Regions from separate parts of the Homo sapiens genome. Here region 2 is linked to region 1. The links are chromatin loops, found by intact Hi-C in ENCODE. Cell type or tissue: endothelial cell of umbilical vein. All regions are shown on one strand. Links, peaks and the distances in the headings refer to the core of each region. The heading gives the core; the rest is flanking DNA.

Region 1 (5,824 bases), core at 1,824-4,323:
TGTGTTTCCCTTCTGGCTTCAGTACCTTCTGTGGCTGGCACCCAGACCATCTCTGACTCTGGCTATCCGTAGAATCCATGCTTCCATAAGTCTGTTCTCTCCGGGCCCCTCGGGAAGCGGGAGATCCGGGAGATCCAGGGTGCCAGAACACCTTCTTGGGCTCTCACCGACTTTCTCAGGCAGCTGGAATTCCGGGAACCCTCAGGTGGGCACAGGGCCAGGCCGCCCCTAACATCGTGAGCATCCGTCTGGGAGTCTACGCAGCCGTGGTTGTCCCTCTGTGCCAGCCTGAGGCTGGGGGTGGGGATGTTGTGGAGGGAGCAGGCCATGGGTCACTGGAGGAGCTGAGGGTGCCTCATACCATTTCTTTTGGGGACAGTTTGCCTCCAGAGTCCTGGCAGGGGGTTTGTGGGAGAAGGCAGGGCCCCGTTACCCCACATCAGCTGAAATAAAAGAAACATGCGGCACACACAGTCAGTAAGACAGAGCCACCGAGGCAGCCATCTGAGGGAAAGTGACATTTTCACTGGGCTCTCTCACCCTTGCTGAAGGGCACAACCTGTTTTGTTTTCAGCTGCAGGCTGGGTGGTGGAGGCTGGGTGGAGAAGGCTGGGTGGTGGAGGCTGGGTGGTGGATGCTGGGTGGAGAAGGCTGGGTGGTGGAGGCTGGGTGGAGAAGGCTGGGTGGTGGAGGCTGGGTGGCGAAGGCTGGGTGGTGGAGGCTGGGTGGAGAAGGCTGGGTGGTGGAGGCTGGGTGGAGGAGGCTGGGTGGTGGAGGCTGGGTGGTGGAGGCTGGGTGGAGAAGGCTGGGTGGAGAAGGCTGGGTGGTGGAGGCTGGGTGGTGGCGGCTGGGTGGTGGAGGCTGGGTGGTGGGTGGTGGCGGCTGGGTGGTGGCGGCTGGGTGGTGGCGGCTGGGTGGTGGAGGCTGGGTGGTGGAGGCTGGGTGGAGAAGGCTGGGTGGTGGAGGCTGGGTGGAGAAGGCTGGGTGGTGGAGGCTGGGTGGTGGAGGCTGGGTGGTGGAGGCTGGGTGGAGAAGGCTGGGTGGAGAAGGCTGGGTGGTGGAGGCTGGGTGGTGGCGGCTGAGGCCTCTCTCTGAAGGTCATCCCTGGCAGTGGTGGCTGTGCCTGGGACCCTCTTGCTTTCCCTGGGGGCCTCCCGGAGGAACAGCTCTATGGTGTTTCCGACCAATCCCCTTTCTTTGGGTCTTGCTGGTTATAAAATGGGAATATTCATTTCAAGTGCCGAGCCAATGCATATTCTTTTCCCACCATCATAAAAGACTTGCTTCCTAATGACAATAACCTTCATTGCAGGCCGTCGATTGTCATCTCTGTTTGTTTTTCCACTCCACCTTCTCAGCTCCTGTGCCACCTCCCACCCCACGTCTTGTTGACTTCATGTTTATCCTTCACTCACTCAACAAGCACATGTGTCCTTAGTGATGCCCCTGCAGCCCCTGTCCCATCTGGCACTGTGTCATTCAGGTGTTCCCGCCTCCCCGGACACCTCCTTCGGCCCCCTCTCCTGGGTGTTCTGGACAACTGCGGCCACGTGTCTGCTTTGCTCCAACTCTGAGTGGTCTCAGGCAGGTCCTTGCCCCTCTGAGTTTCAGTTTTATTTATAATGTAGAGAAACGGAGAACTTGTTTCATAAATGATCCTCACCAATTCCACGTGGTGGCCCAGAGGGCTGTGTTGAGAAGGACTCTGAGGAGCAGCCCAAAATTGACAGGAGGGAGGGCTGACCAGCAACGTGTGTTGTGAGAACAGGAGGGAAGGGGGCCAGGTGGACACTGGCTCTTTGCTGTCCTTGGACTGGATGGTGCTTCAGCACCTGCATCTCTCCGCCTCTTCACACCTGTCCCGCTTTACATCCTCCGTGTGGGAGACGTCACACCCACCTTCAGTTTAGAGCTGGGGCCGCTCTGTTCCCCAGGGCCGCAGCTGCGGGGCAGAGCTGGTTGTCAACTGCGTGTGAGGGTGGAATCGAAGGGGTCCTCTGTGCTGGAGGACCCCGTCCTGGAGAAGCAAAAGGCTGAGTCGCTGAGTTTTCGGGTCTTGGCTCCCTGCCCATGGCCCCTTTTCCCAAGTAGAGACCCCAGTGGTCCTGGGAGCCGCCCTGCAGAAGCCCTGCCATGACCTGGCATCCTCCGCAGGTGAGGGAGCCGGCCTTCCACCTGGAGGGGGCAGAGGGCAAAGGCTGCAGAGCCTCCGCCGCGTCAGCCGCTGGTTGAACGGTCCAGGCGTGCGCGCATCCCTCGCAGCCGTCGACACACAAACAGGCTGGTCTGACGGGACAACTCTCCACTGAGTTCAAGCTCAACAGGCTCAGATGAGACCCACAGACCATTATGTGTTTACATCTGGAACTTTCTTTTTCCTGCATGTGGCCCCCTTCCTGCACAAAAGGTTGGTCTTCTTCATCTCCCAAAATCCATACGGCTTGGCATAGGATAGAAGCACAGACAATGATTTCTGCGATTGATTTATTTTCCCTTGTAACTAAATGCTGAAGTGACAGTAATATAAGCCAGCCCTAGGGGATCTAATTCAGTGTCCTGATTGATAGGACAGCAAACTTGGTCTTGCTCTTCATCTCAGGGAGCCCAGACTCCCCGTGGACAAGGGGCCGAGAGGTTTGTGCAGCCTTCTCTGCCTTGTTTCACGCCGGCCAGTGGCTGGTCTAGGAGGGATCCTTCCCCCACCCCCCACCCCAAGTCTATTTCAGACCCACCTCCTGCTGACTCTGCTCCATCGAGAAGAGCTATAAATCAGCCTTCCTTCTGGGGTGATTATAAAAATCACTCTATTAGCAGTTGACTCACAGTCTAAAAATGTGCTCATGGCATAGTTGTGGCCACTGAGCCTGGTTCGGTGGGACAGGCCCCAAGCCCCAGCCCGCGCCTTTCTGCAGGAGGACTTCCCTTTCCAAGCACGCGCGCTGCCGCCAGAGCCTTCCGGCCGACCCGCCGCGGTGCCCTTCCTAGCGACGGCCTGTGATGTTCCTTAGCCACGGGGCTTGGCCCAGACCCGCTAGAGGGGGAACGAGGGAGGAAGCCATCTGGGGAGGAATCAGAGTTCAGACGAGAAAGGAAATTGCCCTGAGATGATTGAAATGGCAAGGAGAAGGGAGAACCTGGCCAGTCCAGCTGAACAAGCGGATGTGGGGTCGGGGGTGGCCTGGGGTCCCTGTCCTGGCTTTGGGTCTCCCTTGTACCCATGTAGTACTAGTACTACTACTACTCAGTGACCAGCTCTGCTGACACTGGGGTCCGGCGGAGTCTGAGGGACTGGAGGGAGGCTGCCTTGTCTTCTTCCACCTCCCTGGGTGCCAGCTGGGTGGGGCAGGCATGGAAAGCCCTCTGCAGATGTGCAGGTCCCCCAGGAACAGAATGGGGGTTCTAGGTGAGTGTGACCGGGGGCTTCCATGTAACCCCACTACAGTGACCTGAAAACAGGACCAGTAACCCCAGATCAACCGCCAGCCACACCCTGGGCACCATCTCCCCCAGAAGTCCTTTGGTGCCCCAGGGCCAGCACCTGCTAAGGTGAGAATTGGGACCACCTGTGCCCATGTCCCTCAGCCATGCTTGCCCTGGCTTGTAGCTCCCCAGGACAGGGCTGGGCCTTTGCCTCGGGTGGGGTCCCTGCAGCTGGCTCCGTACTGCTGGCCACACCTCAGGACTTGGTGAGCCTTTGAACACTAAGTTCTGAGCTCAGGGGGCTCAGCATTTTAGACTTTGGTTTTGCTGACACTCCTGACCAAGTGCACTTTCCCCTCTGCAGAGCCAGACTGTGGCTTTTCCCTTTTGGGCAGTGGAAGGGGCGGGCCAGAGGCTGGGTCAGGGTAGTGGAGAGAAGAGCCCCAACCAGCTGTGGCCCGTGATGCAGTGCCTGGGGCTGACCCGGGGCTCCAGCTCAGCCTGGGCCTCAGCCGCGTCAGATCCCCACCAGGCCTCCTCCTGGGTCCCAAGGGGCTTCCCTGCTGTCGGCAGTACCAGCAGCTGCAGTTTGATTTGGGGCAGAAGTCAGGGTGGGCTGTGTCCAGAGAGTCACCCTGAGTGGCCTGTAGGCACAGCATTGCTCGGAGATGGCGCTCACCCAACCTTCATGCAGCAGGCACTTCTTGAGTGCCCAGCATGTGCCAGGCCTGGCGCGGCCCGGCTGGCCCAGTGCGAGTGTGGACCAGCCCTCCTTGTTGGGACAGGCAGGCTGGGGAGAGGAGAGCAGGGGCCCGAGGCCGGCATTCTGCACTTTCCATCCCCTCCTCCTGGGCTCCCCGCTTCCTGGGAGGTCCGGGCAGGAAGCCGGGCAGAGCCCACCCCCATGCTCTCAGACTTTTGACAAGTGCTCCCCTTGATGCCAGGCTGTGACGGTGAAGACGCCACTCCCAGCAAAGTCAGAGTGATCTTCTTCCTGCCTCCCCAGGTTCTCCAGCCCCTCAGTGCTCCCTGGGGAATAGCAGCTCATCAGGGGTGCCGTCCAATCCCCAATGGGGTTTCCTGTGCGGCTCTGGAGGGCTCTGGTTCCCTCGGTCTCCAGAGAAACATGTGAGGACAGCGATGGTTTTGCAGTTTCTGGCGCCGCCCGCAACACAACTCCAGGTTAATAAGAAGAGAAAGCCTCTCCTTTCACTTTCTTGCCGAATGCCTTTCCGGGCAAAGAGAAGGGGAGGAAGAGGAAGGCTGGGGAGGGGGAATTCATTTCCCAGCAGGGGATGGGGGCTGTCAGCCCTCGGGGGGCCTGGGTGGGTCTGAGGGAGACACAGAGCCTGGGAGTCCTGCAGGCCTGGCGGAGTGAGCAGGGGGGTGTGGGGGCTGGGAAGGTGGGGAGACAGGAAGGCACTTCAGGGGACCCAGGTGGGCCGATGCCCTGTGGATGGAGGGCACTCCGGAGGCCCAGCAAACAGAAAGCCAGAGATGGACAATGCTGGGAGGCGGGCGTCTAGGGTGTCAGGATCTCTAGGCTGCCAGGACGTAGAGGAGCTATGAGCGGCACAGCCCGCTGGGGTTGGTGGGAGGTGGCTCCGCAGGGGCCTGTCACTTGGGCTTGAGAGAGATTTGGGTTCCAGACTGCCTTGACTGTGACCTTGCCCTGGGGGTCAGTGCCTCATCCGAGAGATGGACTGACTCCCCCTGCTCTGCGCTCGTCACCTGCTGGGAGGCTCAGGTGAGACGGTTTGGGTGACAGCAGCTCGGGTGCTGAGGTGTCCAGTTCTGCAGGACTGAGGAAGCGCCGCTGTTGTGGACGCCGCACCTGCCTTGGGCACTGTCTGTGTAGAGCGCTGCCCAGGCGGAGCCCTGGACTGACAGGGCCCCCCTTGCTCTCCTACCCATCCAGACCAGCAAACAAGCCCTAAGGTGGACAAGTGCCACAGCGACTCAAGGGCACCTCCATCGTGGTCCACACAGTGAGCCTTGCCCCCATCTATGCCATGGCAGGCATCACCAGCCCCTCCCTGCACTCACAGCATTGGCCTCCTCCCTGCTCGGCTCTGCAGCCAGCCATGGAGGCTCCACCCCCAGGCTTGCAAGGCAACCTCCGCTGGCTGTCCTGGCTGGGCCCTCCATGGCCTGGGCTCTGCGGGCCAAGCACGAGCTGACCTCTGTCTCCTGAGGACAAGCGTGCTGGGTGGGGATCAGAGGAAGATCGCCTGAGAAGGCAGAGGAGGTCTCACTGGGGCATCTGGGGACCAGACGCGGGAGGCTGAGCTCATCCACATGCTGGGCCAGCCGCTCTCCCCAAGGCCCTGGAGACAGTCTGAGCCCAGCCAGGGTGGGGCTAGAATCATCCAGATAAGCCCAAAGGCTCAGTGGTCCACAGATG
Region 2 (5,824 bases), core at 1,467-3,966, 96 kb before region 1:
GTGCGTGTGCCTGTGAACTTCCAGGCCCTGTACCTGCATGTTATAGGAGGAAGTGCTGGGGTGGGGGGCTGTGGAGGGGCTCCTGAAACTTGTCTATAACCAGGCATGGCCATCTGGCTCTCACTTGGGTGGACTTTCTTAGGTCTAACTGCAATCTCTCTTGCTGCTGACTCAACATGCCCCCTCCCCCTCCCGAGTGGTTGGGGCCCCAGGTGAGCACTGGCCGGCGGGGCTGCTCACGATTGCTATCCAAGACCAGCCTGGAAAGCTGCCATTTTCATTAAAACCCTTAGACATGAATCTTCCAAAATGTTTCTATGAAGAATCCAAAGGAACCCGTGTCAGGGACATCCTTAGCTGGATGGGCAGCCTGGGAGCGGCGGCATGGGAGCAGCAGCATGGGAGCGGCCGGCCTGGGACAAGCTCCGTGTGACCACAGGCTCATCCTTTCTGCTCACTCGAGGTCTCGGCTTTCCCTTTTGTGGAAAGAGGGAGTTGTTCTGGAATCCACACCCTATGGTCCGTGTGATTTGGTGGGGGCAGCAAGGAGGCCTCCCCCTCCCCTAACACTGCCTCCCTGCTGCCCGGGATCACAGCCGCTGGGCTCCGTCCTGAGGGTTTAGCACTGCCCTCCCCTTTCTCAGATGCTTGCTGCACATTTCAGGGTGGAAAGGGCCCGACCTCATTCTTTCTGGGAGTCCGAAGAGGTTTGAGCAGGGCCCAGCACGTGGCCACTGCAAAGAGCGCTTGCTCTCAAAACCCAAGCTCCACCTTAGTTCAAGAGAGACGCCGATACTTCCCAGGAGGCAGCCACCACCAGGCCCCCAGTTCTAGGGCCCCCGTCAAGGCATGGGCCAGGCCCCATTTGTCTCCTCCACTGCTGAAGAGGCGGGGCCAGGGGTGACAGGAGCAAGCTGCATGAGATCAGGGTGGGGTTCTGGCACCATCCCAGGCTGGCTCTGTGACCTGGGCACGTCATAACCCCTCTTCCTGCCTCCATCCCACATCATCTGTAAAATGGAGGTGACGCCAGCTGCCCTGGCTCCCACTGGACTGTAATTTTGTCTGTGGTTTTCTCCGCCTCCTCCCCTCTCCTGCCTCAGTCGGGACTCATTCAAGCTGATCACCTCCCAGTGGGGTGCTGGTGGGTTCTGGTCACTGTGCAGGAAAGGGTTAACTCAGCAGGCCTGAGTTGTCCACACCCTGCACATTCCAAAGAAAGGTCTGGCTCTGGCCTAGCTCCTGGGAGGTGACCTCTGACCTCTAGCCACTTGAAATATACTGCGTGATAAGTGTCTGTGTTTGCTTGGGGGTCTTGGGCCACCCTAGTGACCGCGCTAATGATGTCATTTACAGTGGGACCTTGGGCTGTGCTGTATCGGCTCATCATCCTGGGGATGAGACCAAGGCCAAGCACACGGGCAGTGAGGCATGTCTTTGCGATGGACCCCCAGTAGGAACCCTGAGCCCCGAGGCGTGGCTGGGCCCCCCTGGCTGGTGCACACCATTCTGGGAGAATTGAGCATCGTCTGCCCGACTCTACTGAGAGAAGACCCCTGGGTGCTGGAGTCTGGTCTCCCCTAAACCCTGCCCTCTAGAGATGCCCAGTTTGCTGGTTCGAGGCTATGTCCTTTCACGGCGCTAAACCCTGACCTCGGGTATCGCTGCCTGGCTGAGTTCTGTGAGCCAGTCCAGCACGTCCCTGAGCCTGAGGGTGGTTTGGGGACCCTGAACTGCAGTGTCAGCATTTCCATGGATGGGTTCTGAAGGCAGGTGATGAGGAGGTGTCAGCCTGGGTTGACTACGAACTTTCAAGTCCTATTTCTGAAACAGCCCTTGGAAGGTTCGGGGGCCATTTTACCCCCTCTAGACATTTTGCTGAGCCTTTGCCTGGCCTTGACACCTGTCTCCACCTGTCCACGTTCCCAGCTCTGCCCACCAGGGACTGTGCCTACACCCAGGGATGGCCTAGGTCAGAGAGGGACAGGCTGTGGACTGAGGTCAGGCGTGAGCCAGCCCTGCCTGCCCCCTACAGTTGGGAATCCTCTGGGCGAGGGAGGCAGACAGGACAGAGGGATGCCGCAGGGGAAACCTACAGGTGTCCCCTTTCCCTGGAAATGGCGGACCTCCTTCTCCAGAGACCCTCACGTGCGTCTCTCTCAGGGACGCCTTGGGCCCCCACGGCGTTTGTGCCCAGCTGCCAGGCCTCTGATAAAGCCGCTTCCTCGCCTCGGCCCCCCTTCCCTGCCTGTGCCTCAGGAAACCCTGGGCCTCCTTCAAGGCCCTTCCCCTGTAAGCCCCTCCGTGTCGGGCTCTGCTGTGTCTTCCGAGACCACACCTGTCCTAGGTGCCTGGGTCCAGGTGAGGCGCTCCCTGCTGCCAGCAGTGGACAGAGACTGGTTTTAATTAAAGCTCCCAGCAACCACCCCTATCGCCGTGGAAACAGAGGTTCCGGTGGAGACGTGGCTCCCAGGCCACACGTGTAAGTAGCGCAGCTGGGAGTGGCGCCCGGAGCAGCCCGAACCCAAAGGCTGATCTTGACCGAGGTGCCCTGCTCCTTCCCGGCCGCGGTCTCCACTCGGCCCACTGCTGGGCCAGGGCCGCAGCGGCCGGAAGGGGCTGTCCCTCATGCACCGTGGCCCTCCGGCCTTGTCTCTCAGCGCCCAGACCCCAGGCACAAGGAGGCAGGGGGCTGGGACCTGCCTGGAGCCTGCTGCCCCAGCTGCTGACGTGGTCGCCCCCGCCCACCCTGTAGACGTGGCCGCCCCCACCCTGCCACGTCGCCACTTCCACCCTGCAGGCAGGAAGCTGCACGCTCTCGCTCTCTTTGTGTAACTTTTGGAGGGTTGTAGTTGCAGGAAACATCTGGATGTGGCCCAAGGAACATAATAAAAAAAAAAGGGAGAGCCGCGGGGAGAAGGCAGGGCTGGGGGAGGTTTGCAAAAGCCATCTGATTTCACTTTGCAAAGACAACTGCAATTATGCCTCTGAGGGTTTGCAGTCACTTCACATTCTAGCCATGCGGTGACGTCAGTGGGAAACTATGAAGCTCGCGGACTGCGTGGTGACACACACCCCACGAAACATGGCTCGGGCCAGCTGCCGGCCATGCTCCAGCCCGACAGCCCACCAACAGGGGTCTCTCCCAGAAGGAGGGAAGCTGTAGCTGGGAGAGGGGGTCCCTAACTTTGGACATGCTGGGTTGTCCCCAATCGCCCTCCGAGCTCCAGCTGTGCCTTCCCCTGCTCAGCCTGCATCTACCCCATCTGACCCCACAGGCTCCTGGACAGAAATGGCCCGGCCTTGCCTAGAGCTAAGCTTCCACTCCAAGGCAGAGCTATGGGGGTCCGGGCTGGCAGGGGGGCCATGGCCAGGCCCTCAGGGCTCCCTGCTTTCCAATGGCCCCAGGATCAGCGGTTTCCACAGTGTCCTGTAGCATGCGGCTGGGTGTCTCCATCGTCCCAGCATCCTGTGGGGTGGGCCGAGGGTCTGTGTCCCTCTATGTCCCGTGGGGTGGACCCCGGGTCTGTGTCCCCCTGTGTCCTGTAGGGTATGGCTGGGGTCTGAGTACCTCTGTGTCCTGTTGGGTGGAGCTGGGGTCTGTGTCCCTCTATGTCCTGTGGGGTGGGGCCGTGGTCTGTGTCCCCCTGTGTCCTGTCAGCTGGGGCTGGGGTCTGTGTCCCTCTGTGTCCTGTGTGGTGGGGCCGGGGTCTGTGTCCCCCTGTGTCCTGTCTGGTGGAGCTGGGGTCTGTGTCCCTCTGTGTCCTGTGTGGTGGGGCCAGTGTCTGTGTCCCCCTGTGTCCTGTCGGGTGGAGCCGGGGTCTGTGTCCATCTGTGTCCTGTGTGGTGGGGCCGGGGTCTGTGTCCATCTGTGTCCTGTGGGGTGGGCCGGGGTCTGTGTCCCTCTGGGTCCTGTGGGGTGGGGCCGGGGTCTGTGTCCCCCTGTGTCCTGTGTGGTGGGGCTGGGGTCTGTGTCCCCCTGTGTCCTGTCGGGTGGAGCTGGGGTCTGTGTCCCTCTGTGTCCTGTGGGGTGGGGCCAGTGTCTGTGTCCCCCTGTGTCCTGTGGGGTGGGGCCGGGGTCTGTGTCCCTCTGTGTCCTGTGGGGTGGGGCCGGGGTCTGTGTCTCTCACAGTGTCCCCAGCTTCTGGTCACTATCTCTGTCCCTCCTGCCCTGGGGTCATCCTGAGCTGGGTCCTGCCTGCCCTGAAATCTCAGGAGCTGGGGTGGTTCTCTCTGCTGCTTCTCTGCCCAAGAGTCCAAGGGCTTCCCAGGGACAGTGCTGCACCCTGATGGAGCCCAGGCCTCTGGGCGAAGGACACAGCCTCTCCCAGACCTGCCCCAGACCCCTGAGGCTTTTTAGTGCAAGGGGACCCCCAGGGCAGGAAGGGTTTGCCTGCCACGTGGCAAGTACTTCTGCCTTGAGGCCGTCACAGACAGGGTCTCTGGACTGTGGTGTAGTGTCCTGTCATCTCCAGGTGTAGTCTCAGAAACGCCTTGAAATGAAGCCTGAAGGGGAAGCCCAGTTCCATGGTGTGGACGAGCGTGTCTGCCGGAGGCCTCGGAGTCGCATCCACCGGTGTTTATTGACAGCTGACTGGTGCTGTGCCCTGAGACCCAGGCCCTGCCCTCTGGCACTCAGTCTACCAGGGGCCAAGGCCTGCACCCTCCCTCTGGGCTCACCTTGGTCAAGCCTCTGGTGGACTTTTAAGGCCCACGGGGAACCCCCCCACAGACCCCCTTCCCACTCTGCAGGTGGGCCGCTGAGGCCTCTGCAGACGGGCCTGAGCAGCAGGGCCTGTGCTTGTCGAGGCCCCATGGCTCCCGCCATGGCCAGGGTGAGATGCAGAGGGCCACGGAGCCTGCGGTGGGGCCCTGGGGTTTGACACTGGGGCCCTGCCTGGAATGGGGCCTTGGTGTGATGGGAGCTGGGGGTGGGGTGGAGCCTGCCTGGGCCGAGGGGCTGTCTGGTCGGGAGCGATTCTTCAGCAGCAGAGACTTGAGTCATGGCTGGGGCCTCCTGGCCTCTGGGGGGACCTTAAGACATTTTTTCCATGGAAAGTAGCTGCTGGCTCTCTGCTTACCGGGGAGCTCTCTGTCCCCTCCCACTGCCTGCTGAGGGTTTGGTGGGGGCTGCTTCACTTCTTTGCTGGACTTTCCACTGGCCTGGATGGGCCGAGAGCTCCAGGCAGGGACCGGACAGCCAGACTCTGGACCCAGTCCCAGCCTGCAAGTGCCTGTCCTCTGAGCCTGAGTTTTGCCTTCTGCCAGGGTGAGGGCTCTGGGTGAGGCTAGACGCTGAATGGCAAGGACTGGGCTGTGATGGGACGCTGGGCTCCAGGTCTCTGTTAACTCTTTAAGGGAAAGGTGGGGCGGGATATGGAGGGAGTGGCGCGCATCATCCTCCCGGAGCCTGCAGAAATCCAGGCGAAATTGGCACATCTTTTGGGAATTTGCAGGTGCTGCTGAATTTAGGAGAAGCCACCCTGAAAACTTGCTCAGGGGTTGCCCTGGTCTCTGACCCAACAGCTGGTGGGGGAGGCACCCACCTGGCCTGTGTGACCCCCAGCTAGTTCTTCGCTGGGCGACACTGGCCATAAACAGGTCAGTCAGAAGCCTGCCCTGAACCCCTCGAAGGCCTCATCCCTCCCTATGGGAGACCAGGATGGCGGCTCTGGAGCTCAAGGCTGTGCACTGGAGGTGGGCCTGGGCTGTGGGGCAGGATCTGCCGTGGTCAAACGTGGGTCAGTGTCAACTGGGAAAGCAGAAGTCTGCGGCCAAGCTGGGGACCTCCCTTCCCTCTTCTCCCTGCAGCATGTGGCGGGGG

The links. A loop is a pair of places that touch in the nucleus more often than their neighbours do. Peaks named below come from ENCODE experiments on the same cell type or tissue, not always from the same donor. Only the 100,000 strongest peaks of a DNase experiment are listed, where the experiment ranks them.
Region 2: it touches region 1 in a loop (11-fold over the local background); 7 of 110 quality-filtered maps call a loop at or near these places.

The regions. Positions count from the first base shown.
Region 1 is chr9:134,549,296-134,555,119 of GRCh38, forward strand. No RefSeq gene overlaps it. Among named protein-coding and RNA genes, the nearest start is that of COL5A1, 90 kb to the right of the region's middle. RefSeq lists enhancers at 3,614-4,135, 4,136-4,656, 5,520-5,824. In endothelial cell of umbilical vein, for the core only: no CTCF peak of the experiment used is centred there; a DNase peak (open chromatin) is centred at 2,926; H3K27ac peaks cover 1,908 bases.
Region 2 is chr9:134,453,598-134,459,421 of GRCh38, forward strand. All of the region lies in intron 1 of LOC105376311 (a long non-coding RNA gene), which reads left to right. Among named protein-coding and RNA genes, the nearest start is that of MIR4669, 77 kb to the left of the region's middle. RefSeq lists enhancers at 752-1,587, 1,931-2,868, 2,869-3,805. In endothelial cell of umbilical vein, for the core only: no CTCF peak of the experiment used is centred there; a DNase peak (open chromatin) is centred at 2,844; H3K4me3 peaks cover 628 bases; H3K27ac peaks cover 2,208 bases.